4 separate regions of the Homo sapiens genome follow, and regions 1, 3 and 4 are each linked to region 2. The links are chromatin contacts, found by Hi-C in ENCODE. All regions are on one chromosome and are shown on one strand. The core of a region is the stretch at or near the end of the contact, and the rest is flanking DNA. Distances in the headings are between cores, read along the strand shown. Region 1 overlaps DTD1 (D-aminoacyl-tRNA deacylase 1). Region 2 overlaps SLC24A3 (solute carrier family 24 member 3). Region 3 holds the start of LINC00652 (long intergenic non-protein coding RNA 652). Region 4 has its middle 72 kb from the start of SCP2D1-AS1.

Region 1 (3,358 bases), core at 82-2,581, 930 kb after region 2:
CACACACAGGCCCCACCTAGAAGAAAAGACACAAGCAAAAGGACAGCACTGGAGGAGGGGCTCAAATACAAAGGCCAGGCCACCTGCCTAGGGACACACATGTGCAATAGAAGCCACTCAGAGAGAGAAGGAAGAAGGGAGGTGATGAACATAAGGGGCAGGACAGTGGTCATTCCCGGCCAGGGGCAGGCTATGCAGGGAGGAGGCAGGAAGGCCCTGGGTATGGAAGTCGCTCTGCTTCTTAGGCTGGGAGGCAGTACCTAGGCTGTTTGTGTTGTCGTTATGCTTTTGACACATGTGTATTACAGATACTCCTTTTCAGCTATCAAATATTACATAATAAATTTTTTAAAGCACAGAAGTGATGACACTTCATTTTTAGTCATGGCTTTGCCAAAGGGCTCTAATATATGACTTGCTTCCCCACAAAATATCTGAAGAGGAATAAAACCACTATTGATCACAAATGTACAATTCTCCAGTATGCAGCTTGTCAGAGAAAATGAAGTGCTCTTCAAAAGTATTATTATGACACTTCTGCAAATTTAATTGAAATCTCAGCTCTGAATACCCCGGGGCCATGGTTGAGCCTGTTCAGTTTCAGGATCTACCAGTAGCTCACAAAGAACCAGAAATTGAACGTGTGTTATCACTGCCATTTACTTCTGAAAAGAAATGTTAGCAAACCACGACAAAACTGTCATGAACTCTATTTCTGTAGAAGAAAATGTATCTATAAAAGCCTTAGCCATGAGGCGGAAGGATCACTTGAGCCCAGGAGTTCAAGACCAGCCTGGGCAACATGGAAAAACCCCACTCCACAAAAAATACAAAAACTCACCAGACGTGGTGGCACATGCCTGTAGTCCCAGCCCCTTGAGGGGCTGAGGCAGGACGATGGTTTGAGTCCAGGAGGTCAAGGCTGCAGTGAGCCGTGACTGCACCACTGCACTCTAGCCTGGGCAACAGAGTGAGACCCTATCTTAAGCAATCAAGCAAGCAAGCATCGGCCGTAGGTTTGGTACAAACAAAAGCTGCTGTGCCCAGCTCCCAGGTATCTTTGTCATTAGCTTCAATTCAGTTTCAGGATGCTGTCAGGAATTGTCACTCCTGGGAGGAAGTGTGCTAACAATGAAATTGGAGAATGGATGCAATGCTCAGAGCCATCTTACTATTTTTATTCTCCTGACTCAAAATACACCTACCACCAGACAGACCCAGGGGACCCAGGCAGGGGCTTTTCCTGCCACATGAGCACTGCTTTGTGCTCTGAGAAAGCACTGCTGCCAGCCTCAACAGCTGCTCTTGTGAGTTTCCTATGCAAATGAGGCCTCAAAAAGATCTGACAACCTTAGGGCCACATCCCTTTGGTTATTCCACTTCCCCTACTTACAGATTCCCACATCCAGACACCGAAATAGGACTGAGGAGCAACGACCTGTTTGGAATTGAGGCTGGTCCTGGGAGCAGCAATGGCAGATCTCCAAAGTGCTGTCAGAATGCAGACTCCCAGACCCCACCCAGACTTGCAGAACCACAATCTGCATTCTGACAGATCCCCACGGGACTCCTGTGCACCTTGAACTTTAGGAAGCGCTGGGCTAGAGGGCTTATCTTAAACTGAGGTTTCATAGGGAGCACGGTTTTCAATCAGAGTTCGAGTGGCTTTGAAGATGGGCTGACTCCCATCCCCCAGCCAGGTCTTGCTGTGCCACTGACCAGAAGCCAAACTCAGGGTGATGGCCCCGCCCTCTTCCCTACACTCCAGGGGACCTTTTAGCTAGCCCATTGCCCAGGCAGGGCCCTCTTGCCGGCTGAGGGGTCCCCAGTATTCAGCAAGTAGACAAGGCCAGCCAAGGAGGCAGGAAGGCCAGGAGGGGCTGACAGTCTCCAAGTCCATGAAGGGACTGAAAACCCCTCCAGGGTCCTACCCATGCCCCTCCCATCCCCTATCCCACACACTCACAATGTTCCTGCCACTGCTACCTTTCCTTCAGCCCCTTCTCACCTAAGCTCCCTGGAACCCCCTTTCCACAGTGAACAAACCATCTTCTCCATCAGCCTCCCCTCTGCTTCACCCTAGGCCACCTCTCCCACAAATGCCCATCCACCGCTAGGTGGGTGAGTGAAGTGTGCTATATCCACATGATGGAAGATTACATGGAAATAAGGACTGAAGTGCTGACACGTGCCATGGCATGGACAAACACCGATGATGCTCTGCTCTGTGAAAGAAGCCATGCACAAAGGTCACATACTGTGTGCCCTCCTTTACATGGAATGCCCAAAATAGAGAAATCTACAGCTCAGGGCTGGGGAGGATGGTGGGAAGGGGAGAGTGACAGCTAAAAACAGGGGTCTTCTCATGGTGATGGTTGCTCTGCGAATGAACTACAGGCCATGAACTGTGCACTTCACATGTGCGGACTGTGTGGCATGTGAATATCTCACTAAAACTCATTACAGAATAACGTCTCTCCCCACCCAGATCCCTTCCAGGGCCGCCCTCTCCTTCAGGGCCGAAGAGCATCATCAAGGTGTTACAGAAGTCCACCCAGACCCAGCTTCAAACAGCCTCACCAGTCTCCTCGCCACCCACTTCCTCTCGCCTTGCACTTTACCCTCCAGGAATTCTAAACCCTCCTCAGCCCTACCACCTCATCCTGTTTCCTGCCCAAGCCTACATTCATGCCTGGGGCTTCTGAGCCACCTCACACTAGTCTTCTCTCAGGGCTGGGCTGAGGCTGCCCTCCAGGTTCCCACTAAACAACACCTCACCCCCGGGAGCCGTGGGGGAATCCACATTCTGTCATGCAGCTCCAAAGCTCAGGCAGGCCCCTCTGCTCCCACCCATGGGCCCTGCCCAGGCCTCCAGGCACGCGGCCAAGTCCCAGGTACTACAGCTGCTACCTCACCACAGCACCTGCCAAGGACTCCTCTGTCACTCTGCTCATTCCCCATAGCCACGGGTCCCAGCACCCAAGAGTCCACCCGTCCTCACAGACTCTCAGCCAGCCAAGGCCAACAGGTGCCTGGAATGCAAAGATTGGTAACTCTTCAATTGTCTCCAGCATTCCACTTCCCTTCTCTGGGAAAGATAAAGTCAGCTCCAAGGAGAGTCCTTTCTGGCCCCTATAAGTAAGCAGCATCTTAAGAAGACACTGTGTCCCCATCTCCTGGGTCTGGACTGTGAGCAAAAGTACAATGCATGGTATTAATTACCATAACGGGGAAGAGCAGTGTGGTAGGTGTCTGTCCCCCAAGAAAGGGGGCAAGGGGAGGAAGAGGTATTGGGAATGGTATCAAAACCCCCAGGACTAAGTCTGGATCTTCTTTGCTGGCCAAAGTATCAACACTC
Region 2 (3,349 bases), core at 330-2,829:
GTGGAGGAGGATGAGAAGGCGGAGGAGGAGGAGGAGGAGGAGGAGGTGGAGGAGGAGGCCTCCACAAAGTCAGGGCTTCTCTACCCTGTGGCTGATGGCAAATATCATTCGGGTTTATCCTTCTCCTTTGAGAGGACTGTGTGGAGGAATGAGAGGACTCAGAAAAGAACAATGAAATGAACAAAAGGGACTAGAAATCAGGACTCTGAGAAAATCTAAATTGGCTTGGCACAGTGGCTCATGCCTGCAATCCTAGCACCTTGGGAGATCAAGGTGGGAGAATCACTTGAGCCATGAGTTTGAGGCTGCAGTGAGCTATGATCTGGCCACTGCATTCCAGCCTTGGGGAGACAGCAAGACCCTGTCTCTAAAAAAACTCTAAACAGAAGCAGGGCTTCCTCATCATGAGAAAGAAGGTGGAGATGAGCTATCAACTGCCTGTGAACATTCAGTGCTGTTATTTGGAGAACAAGCAGCTGGTCATCGCCTCTTCCGAAGACTGGAAATTAGGACTGGCGCTGTTTGCAGAACGTTCCATCGGGAGGGTACCTTGCTGGACCATCTTGATGGAGCATTTGAATCGCTCCCTCAGAAAACTCTACAAACGGCAAGGATGAGGTTCCTTTCACTTGAGTTTGCTGAAGGTTAGGAAATGAATTTGTTATTCCTTAAAGATTTCATGTTATTCAATACATTTAAGACACGTGTTGCGTATCCCTCTGTAGTTTATGCTCTACTAGCTGAGAGTAAAAGAAATCAAAGCAACATCCCCCATCCCTTAGATAAGTATTACTAGTGTAGAAGAAAACTTGAAATCATTTCTTTCTAGACTAGAACAAGTTGCACCCGCAGTTCCTGCAAATGACCACTAAGTGGTGCTCACGTTCCAGTCCTCCCTCCATGTCCAGCCTGCCAAGGTAGTGAAGTTGAAATGAAGTCAGTTCAAGTCCATTTTCGCAGTTCTATTAAATCTCCTGGAAGGAAGGGAATCACCTCAAGGCAGGCAGCCTACTGAAGGCGGCTTTAGCCGCTGCTGTCTTGAGGCAAGGTGGTGTTCCAGGGGCAGGTCCTGCCTGGTGCTCTGTCCTGGGGTCAACACTCTGTCCTCAACGATGAGTTGCACTTGACGGACCTCCTGTTGTGGGCTTTGGAACTGACTCAGCTTCTTCCCCATCAGATTTGTGAAAGCAACCCTTGGGTAAGCGTTCTTCTCTCTGTGCCCTGTTGGTTCTGTTTGGGGGCCAGGCTCTGCGATAGCCCAGAGACCACCAAGGGTGATACTGATAGCTGGATCTCAGATCTGCTGAGCACCAGCTGGTCAGGGGGCCTCTGCCCTCTGACCCACATGTGGTTCATCCAAAGATACCCTTGGCTTCGCCCTGAGGTTTCCACGTGTTCTGCTGCTGAGCTAAATGTTCAACAGGAATGAATTTGAAAAAAGCACTCATTTCCTCCAGGCTTCAGAGAAACGGCTGGGTACCATGGAAACCGGCTTTTCATTCCTGGTGTCTGCTCCAGAATTCTTCCAAGCAAGACGGGCTTACATCAGGCCGGCGAATCCCTGGATATCAGAACAACCCAGAGAGCTGCCAAGGGAATGGAGTGCTCAACATGGAGGAGCAGGGGAGGAAGAGCCAGGAGCCCCTAGTATACGCGGGAGAGAAGAGGCTGGCTGAGCTGGGAGGCAGGTGGCTGTCTCAACATCGCCATGTCAGCCCCTGGGTTTGCTTACTGTAAATTGTCACCATGAAGCAGGAGAGGCTGCATTGCTGAAGCTAAGACTTCATAGCATGTATTGTAATCACTGGCACCATGAGAATTTTAAGCAGTGAAAATAATGGGAGAAAATCAACATCATCGTTTTCTTTCAAGAGACTGAAACCTGAAACTCTTTCCTTCCTTGCTGCAAAGAAAACAGCCCCCCGTAGACTTTTCCCACTCAATATCACGGGAACTCCCTTGAGTGGGTGTAGTTCTCACTTCTTCAGCTCTTGGGTGGGGGTGCAGACGGCTTAGCTAAGGCCATGGTGATTTCATCTGAGGAGAGGGATCCAGTGGAATACACTGGGAAGCTGGCTGTTAGGCACCAGTATCACTTATATTTCAAAGTTAAGCAGAAATTCCTACTTCAGGATGTCTTATAGGCTTGATTGATGAAGGTTGTGGTTGCAGAAGGGCAGGGAAAAAATGACCTACGGGCAGGGCTTTAGCCGAGCTGATCATGTTGTATAAATATATGAAGGCAGGCTACAGGAAAGAAAAAAGGGCAAGTACTGAGGATATAGGAGATGGGGGTTGTTAAACTGAAAGGACTATGTTTGCTGGGCAGGGAAAACCAAAATCAAGCACATAGCTACAGTTTCCACGTTGTTTTCCTTGTTAGAGATGAAAGGCTCCTCTCTGGGGTCTCCAGGCCAGCGGATGCACTTCCCTGTCCAAGCAGCAAATGAGAGTGTAACCGGCCTCCTAGTTTACCCAGTGTCATTAAAGCAGGACTTTCCTTCCTCCTGTTGACAGCAGGGATTACAAAACAGGCGACCTTTGTAAGACCATAGTCGATTTGTTTAAGGATCTTAAAATTCTGTCAAAGTCATTCTCGGTGAGGATCTTCTTGCTACCATAGTTATTCCGACTTTGCCAGAAAGAGAGCTGAAATGTAATGAGGGCAAAATGAGCTGAAAGACCTGAGGGCTGAAATGTAATGAGGGCACAACGAGCTGAAGGACCTCAAGTTTTCCAGTATGAGAATGTCTTAAAGAACTGAAAGTAGATCTACCCTTCAATCCAGCAATCCCACTACTGGGTATCTACCCCGAAGAAAAGAAATCATTCTATCAAAAAGACACCTGCGTGAGTATGTTTATCACAGCACAATTCACAGTTGCAAAGATATGAAACTAACCTGAGTATTCATCAGCTAACGAGTGGATAAGGAAAATATGGTTTATATACACCATGGAATACTACTGAGCCACGAAAAGAAACGAAACAATATCTTTTGCAGCAACTTGGATGGACCTGGAGGCCATTATTCTAAGTGAAGTAACCCAGGAATGGAAAATCAAATACCGTATGTTCTCACTTATAAGTGGGAGCTAAGCTATGTGTATGCAAAGGCATACAGCGTGGTGGCATGGACTTTGGAGACTTAGAAGGTGGGGGGGTGGGAGGAGGGGCAAGGGATACAAAAACTACATATTGGGTATAATGTACACTACTCCGGTGAAGGGAATGCTAAAATTTCAGACTTCACCACTATATAATTCATCCATGTAACCAAAAACCACACGTACCTCAAAAGCCATTGAAATAAAAAAATAAGAACCCCAAGTTTCTAAATTGGAGAGAG
Region 3 (3,374 bases), core at 330-2,829, 870 kb after region 2:
CCCTCCCTTCCTTCCCAGATATCATCACTGCAGGAATCTGGCCCATATAAAAGCATTCCTATTTTAGGACAAAACTAAACAAAGGCCCAAAGACATATGAATATCTAAAATTGAAAAAGTTTATTTATCTTTGAATATATCACAAGTATACTCAACTGGCAATATTTTTTTTAATTAGGTAAAATGTACAAGGTGTATCTTCCCACAAATTAATGAAACTGATTTTGAACAAACAAAATTGACACACAGATACATTTTCTAAGTGATGCACTTTTCCAATGATGTCAGCATTACTCAAAACATTTTTTAGAATATAAACATATAATTGATTTTATAATTGCTGTCAGAAACAAAGGCACATTCTTTTACTGTCCCAGAACATTCAAGATGCTTTCAATTTATTACAAGTACCAAAAGCAGCCACAACTCAAATGGCTCAAGCAGTTAAAGGAATTATTCTTTCCCATAAAAGCGGTCCTGAGGTAGGGCTACAGTGGCTGAACTTCTGCTATGATAAGTATTCAGGGGTTTCCCAGGACACAGCATCAATGCTAAAACTGGCAAAATCCCAATGGACTGATCCCTTCAATGGATGACAGGACCCTCTATGGCTGAAAGACTCTAAAGTTCTTAGTTCTTAGCTGTGACAGGACAGAGAACCGACATGTCCCACCTGCAGCCACACCCATCCCCTTATTATTACTAGATCTTATCAAAAGCTGACTTGAAGAGGAAAAAAGGCCAAAAGACTTCTTTTCTTCACCTAACCGCCGATGCCCTCCTTTTGGTTTTATGGTTCCAACCTGACAGCTACTCTGGGCTACAAAGAGCCCCTTCTTGACAGATGACTGCCAGCTGCAGGCTAGATCAGACTGGTCTCTGGAGATTGCACAGATCGTGAACTTGTGCCCTATGTTTCACCTTTTTGCATTTACAGCCTAATTATAATACATTTAAATGTTAAATCTTCACCCCAGAGTGAACACAGGTCATCCGCTTTTGGATATTCTTCATATGTAAGCCCAGTGCGTGTCTCTAACGAGTTTCCTCCATGAATTTTCATAGGCTTCTCCTGTATGCTACAGAATACGTATATCCTACCTCTCCACCTAGCATAAATACCTACCTTTTCTCCTTCAAAGTATGCTTTATGGCCTCAGGTAGAGGCCTGCTTCCTGCCTGCAAGTTGTAACCTCTTAGAAATAGTTATATTTTGTTTATTTTGATTCTTTTCAGTCGACACATGCAAACAGGAACGAGTTGGCTACTTGAGGGTTGGTTCCTTGTGCATCTCAGTGAGTCTTGAAAAACCCCAGATCCGTCCTTCCTTCCTGCCGCATGTCATCCTAAGGCCAGTGTCTGTCAGGGAGGCAAGGCAGCAGCAGTACTTTTGGGAAACATCCAGAATAACATTAAAAAGCCCCTTTTTCCCCACACGTGTCTTTTATCCAGAGGGTCTGTTTTCCACAAGTTCTTCAGTGATTTCTCCCCAGTCTCATTGGCTGGGATTGGCTTTCACGCCTCTTAACAGGATTGACCATGGTTCATCAAGGGTCAACTTGAAAGCTGAACCCTGCCAACTTTCCCTGAATCTCCTGACTATGGTGGAGGAGTGTGGATCCTGGAACTAAACTGAGGTGATAGGGAGGAAAAGAGAGAAATCAACAGTAAACGCTGCACATCCTCTGTCTGGTAAATGTGCATCACTGATTGTATCCAATCTAGATTCAACCAGAGAGACGGAAGCATTAAGAATGACATAGAATATGGAATTTGCTATAGGGATTTGAGCTTCTACATTTGCGGGAAGGAGCGAGTTGAACACTTAGGAACAGCTGTTGCTGCCGTGTCTGGTGGGGGGCCTGAGAGTGGCAGGACAAGCAGCCTGCCCCAGAAGTGGAAGAAACTGAAAGTGGAGTCCTGAGAGCTGAATCTGCCGCAGGCCCGCGGGCCGCCCGGGAATTAGGAAAGTTAGAGGGGATCCACGCCCACAAGGTAAGCCAGCAGATGGGGACAATTCCCCGGGCTGCGACAGTCCCTAATGTCGGGCACCTACCTTTCAAGCCTACGAGACGACAACACTGCGTCACTTCCGCCTCACGAAGCCCGCATCAGGTCACGTGGCGTGTGCTAACCCCGGAAACCTACAGGCAAGGAATTCTGGGAAACGTAGTTCCCGCTTAGCTAGGTTGACATGGTACAAAGCCACATTACCACGCTAAGTGTGGCTTTGATTTTTAGAAACCGCCTCATGCTAAGTCTAGGGAATACAGTGGTTGAATGGGGTGAGCGCTGACCTTTAGCTATTCTGGAGGAACATGTCACTTTCACTTATTTTCTTTCATGTTTTCCCACCCAGTGCTATGGACTCTGATCGCCCAACCAGAGCAAACCCAGAAGGACAACTCTCCAAGCCTTTCAATCACTCCCACTAACCCGTATTGTGGACACACTATTGTGAGGCCTACTAAGGATGTACTGCTGATGACCTTTTGAAGGTAAGTCAAATGCAGTTAATCCTAAGAGGTTGGTTAGCCCCCTGCATCTTACTGAACACAGTAAATCAAAAGCGCTGTGCCCTTGAGACAAATATGATAAATTCCCTCTGCAGTTTTGAAATGTTTATCAATGCTAAACAAGGTAGGGGGATGTGGGGAGCATGAAAACAGAAAGACAAGGTCTGACAGACACATGGGAGAGATGTCTGTTTCAGAGGCTTAGTTCAAGTGGTTACTGTATTTAGGCTATTTAATTTAAAGGTGGTTACTGTATTTACATACACATCAGAGAAGTCCAAAATTTTAAAGTAAAGATCAGTTTGCAAAGATCTTGTCAAATTATTCGTTTTAAAATGAGGACCCTTATAACAACACAGGTACTTGAAAATATTTTGCTAATGAAAGAAGCTGGACACAAAAGATTACACCATGTACAATTTCATTTATATGAAGTTCTAAAACAGGCAAAACTAATCTATGGTGGGAAAAAAATCAGAATAGAGTTCACCTTGGGAGTTGGGGGTAGACTTAACTGGAAAGGGGCCTAAGGACACCTTCAGGGATAATGAGTGTATGCATTTGTCAAAATTCACCATAGGGGTGAAGAGCACTGATGTCTGCCACTTATTTGAAAAGCATCAAAAAATAAGATGGATTGATGGATGTATACAAGCGTAGGTAGACATATACATAAAACAAATACAGCAGAATATTAATTGCAGAATCTATGTGGCGAGTATATAGTTCAGCCCAGGTCTGAGTCATAGACAGATGGATGTCATAGATAGATAGTCATAGATAGATACCGAAATACTGATTGGGGAAGAGATAGTAAAGAAGTCATGGGAAAAGGATACAAAAAAAGAGAGAAAAGTG
Region 4 (3,331 bases), core at 763-3,262, 760 kb after region 2:
TGGACACTGTGGGAGATGGTGTATAACACAGCTCAGAGTTGTCCCCACCTTGGGACAATGATGAGGAAGTGGGGGTATTTATCCATCAAACAGCATCATCATTGGGGTCCTATCTCCCAAACTGCTCAGCTTTGACCAAGCACAACTTGGATGGAGAGATGAAGGGCAAGTGTTGGGTGCAGATGGACAAGGCACCAACCACATCTGCAACACTGCTCTCTCCCCTTGGTGAGCTTGGACAGTTGGGTTTTCTGACCCTCGTCTCTTCTCTTGGGTGGTTATATCTCAACATCATTTCTTGGACACTGCAGGGACTCACTCAGGCTAGGGCCACTTGCTGTTCCACAGCCTCCCGAGTCATGCCCTTTCTCACTGGGATGTCCATAAACTCCAGCCTGCAGGGCTCTGCCCACTCTATCAACTCCTGAAGGTAAACGCTTTCTGGAGCAATATTTTGTATGTACCACTCCTTCTTACAAAACATTTCATGGCTTACCATTCCCTGCAAGGCAATATCCATTCCTCTTAATCTTCTAGGTCTCCACAGGTCACACTCAGCCTGGCTTCTCAGTCTAGGGATCCAGCCAACCTAGCCCCTAAGACAGGAATGACTGGGTCACCTACGCCTTTACTTTCCCCTTAGTCTTCTGCCATCCCCTCAGCCATCCACAGAACTATTATAGAAGGGAAAACAGGGAATGGAGTATCCCTTAGGCTTCAAGCAAGTCTATGGAGAAAATGGCTATGGAGAGGTAGAGGTGGTCACACCCAGGAAACCAAACGCTTTGGCCTCCAGCTGAACTGTAAAGAAGAGGCAGCATGGTAAGCACAATTAATAACAATGTACTTGATATAGTTAGGCTTTGTGTCCCCACCCAAATCTCACCTTGACTTGTAATCCCCAGGTGTTTATGGAGAGACCTGGTAGGAAGTGATTGGATTAAGGGGGTGGTTTCCCCATGCTGTTCTCTCGATAGTGAGTGAGTTCTCACGAGATCTGATGGTTTTATAAGGCAGTTTTCCCCACTCTTGCTAACACTCTCTCTCCTGCCGCCATTTGAAAAGGTCCAAGCTCATTTCCCCCTTGCCTTCCAGCATAATTGTAAGTTTCCTGAGGCCTCCCCAGCCATGTGGAACTGTGAGTCAATTACACCTCTTTCCTTTATAAATTACCCAGTCTCAGGTAGTAACTTTATAGCAGTGTGAAAATCAACTAATAACGTACTATATATTTCCAAATTACTAAAACAGTAGGTTTTAAATATTCTTACAAAAAATAAGTAGATTAGGTGATGGACAGAGTAATTAGCTTGATTTAATTATTTCATAAGTATACACATATCAAAACCTCACACTGTACCGCATAAATATATACAATTATTACTTGTCAGTTAAATTTTTTAAAATAGAGTCCGCCAAGGTGTAATGGGCCTTCATTCCAATGAGATTTCTCTTCTTGGTCTAAAAATAGAGTGACCTACCAGACTAAGAGAACTTTCAGGATATAGAATTTTGACTTTTAAAACCAGAAGCATCCCAGGCAAACAAGGACCAGTTGGTTCCACAGGCCATTTGCTTTGGCCAGCTGGATCAAGCGAGAAAAGATGACTCTGCTGAGATGAAATAGCTCCATGCCTACCAGACAGAGTCTACCATAAACCATAGCCAGATGCATATGTTGCTTATCGCACACATTGCTTCTTTGAAGAGAATAACTAGTGCCAAGCCCCAGCCTAAGCGTGAGCTGGCTGGGTAAGTAAACAGATTGCTCAAGAGAAGTTCTTCAGGGTGGCCTGTGAATGAGCTGCTGACCCTCTCCCATCTTCTGCAGGTGGCTCATTCAATCGCCAAATCTTCCCCCACCCACCATCCCAAAAACCTGACCGCCAGTGACCTCCCAGCTGAAAGACATTGTGTGAAAGAGGAAAACACATTCCAGCTTGGCCACTCAGCAATCTTAATTAAGATAAGCCTGCTTATAAATATTCAACCTGTCACAAAGCTCCATAAGCTCCTCTTTGCTTATGGAATGGCTTAATTGCAAAGTCTGGGTCTTGAGCGCCTGTTGATGTCTCAGACTGATGTAAATACCATTAACCCTGAGAAAAAGGTTGCACCCCTGGCAGCCAGAAGAGAATATGCAAATCTGATGGGGGAAAACAGCTACACATTCCTTTGCACATAAAAAAGAAGCAGCATGCAATGAAAGTTAGGTCTTTCTCCCCTGCTCAGTCTAGAGGTCTGGACGGTGAGCTCAACTCTACCATGAGGACACCAACTTCCAGGGAGGCATTTGGCTTTCCCCAGCCTTATTTTCTTCCATCTGCAAAATGAAGCCATGGATTCAGCTCTTTCAGAGATCTTTTCAGCTCTAGGGGAGTGCTCCATCCCTGAAGATGGGTAAAGACCAAGAGCATGGCTATGGTAAACTGTATAGGTATAGGCTGGAGACAGCTCTGGTGTTGAGGATTTGGGTAATAGAACACTTACTATGAACCCACAATGTGAAGTGGTTACTAAAGAAGGTTTCGTGAGGCCTTAGCTTAAAGTGTCTGCATAGATACTGTTGGGACTGCACCCAGATGACCTCAGAGCCTTCTCACCATTTGTCATGGACTGAATGTGTCCCATCAAATTCATAGGTTGAAGCTCTAACCCCCAATGTGGATGTATTTGGAGTTAGCTTCTTTAAAGAAGTAATTAAGGTTAAATAAAGCATTAGATTCTCAGGTAAAGGCAAAAAGGAAAAAAAAAAAAAGAGGCTGTTAGGGTGGGACTCTAATCCAATCTGACTAGTGTCCTCATAGGAACAGGAAGAGACACCAGGGATGTGCAGGCACAGAAGAAAGGCCAAATAAGGGCACCATTTGGGAAGGTGGCCACCTGCAAGCCAAGGAGAGAAACACTCACCAGAAATCAACCCGGTGGCACCTTGATATTTGATTTCCAGCCTCCAGGATGGTGAGAAAAAAAATTCTGTTGCTCAAAGCACCCACTCTGTGGTATTTTGTCATAGCAGCCCAACCAGACTAATACACCAGTTCTGGGTGCCCAGCCCTCTTCTGTGCACTTCACATTTTTTTTTATTTATGTTTTGACTCAGGTTCTTGCTCTGTTGCTCAAACTGGACAGCAATGGTGTGATCTCAGCTCACTGCCATCTCAACCTCCTGGGCTCAAGTGATCCTCCCACATCAGCCTCCTAAGTAGCTGGGACCACAGGCACACACCAAAATATCCAACTAATTCTTTATTTTTTGTAGAGAGGAGGTCTTTCTATGTTGCCCAGGCTGGTCTTGAACTCCTGTCCTCAAGCGACCCTCCCACCTCAG

What was found. A loop is a pair of places that touch in the nucleus more often than their neighbours do. Pooled maps may share reads with other maps.
Region 1: a loop to region 2 is called in a map with no recorded cell type, with 8 times the contacts of the local background. The contact joins two enhancer-like sites. A Hi-C loop is called at or near these places in 4 of 37 single-sample maps with no recorded cell type and 2 of 50 pooled maps.
Region 3: a loop to region 2 is called in a map of posterior cingulate gyrus, with 2.9 times the contacts of the local background. The contact joins the promoter of LINC00652 here to the enhancer-like site in region 2. A Hi-C loop is called at or near these places in 1 of 168 maps with a recorded cell type or tissue (posterior cingulate gyrus), 5 of 37 single-sample maps with no recorded cell type and 13 of 50 pooled maps.
Region 4: a loop to region 2 is called in a map of mammary epithelial cell, with 22 times the contacts of the local background. The contact joins two enhancer-like sites. A Hi-C loop is called at or near these places in 21 of 168 maps with a recorded cell type or tissue (A673, Caco-2, Panc1 and 11 more), 1 of 37 single-sample maps with no recorded cell type and 28 of 50 pooled maps.

Annotation. Positions count from the first base shown.
Region 1 is chr20:18,726,649-18,730,006 of GRCh38, reverse strand. The region is part of intron 4 of DTD1 (D-aminoacyl-tRNA deacylase 1); the gene reads right to left. Among named protein-coding and RNA genes, the nearest start is that of DTD1-AS1, 30 kb to the right of the region's middle. RefSeq lists an enhancer at 1,283-1,806. Within about 2 kb of position 1,331, at least 3 of the 41 ENCODE cell types and tissues checked have a DNase peak (open chromatin) inside an H3K27ac peak, as active enhancers do.
Region 2 is chr20:19,660,106-19,663,454 of GRCh38, reverse strand. The region is part of intron 7 of SLC24A3 (solute carrier family 24 member 3); the gene reads right to left. Among named protein-coding and RNA genes, the nearest start is that of RIN2, 96 kb to the left of the region's middle. Within about 2 kb of position 1,579, at least 4 of the 41 ENCODE cell types and tissues checked have a DNase peak (open chromatin) inside an H3K27ac peak, as active enhancers do.
Region 3 is chr20:18,792,789-18,796,162 of GRCh38, reverse strand. LINC00652 (long intergenic non-protein coding RNA 652) reads left to right here and starts at 1,579. Exons shown (of 4, transcript NR_026883.1): 1 at 1,579-1,995; 2 at 2,360-2,498. It overlaps LCDR (lysosome cell death regulator), which reads right to left and starts at 2,114. Exons shown (of 1, transcript NR_026885.1): 1 at 98-2,114. RefSeq lists an enhancer at 1,899-2,438.
Region 4 is chr20:18,900,977-18,904,307 of GRCh38, reverse strand. No RefSeq gene overlaps it. Among named protein-coding and RNA genes, the nearest start is that of SCP2D1-AS1, 72 kb to the right of the region's middle. Within about 2 kb of position 2,012, at least 2 of the 41 ENCODE cell types and tissues checked have a DNase peak (open chromatin) inside an H3K27ac peak, as active enhancers do.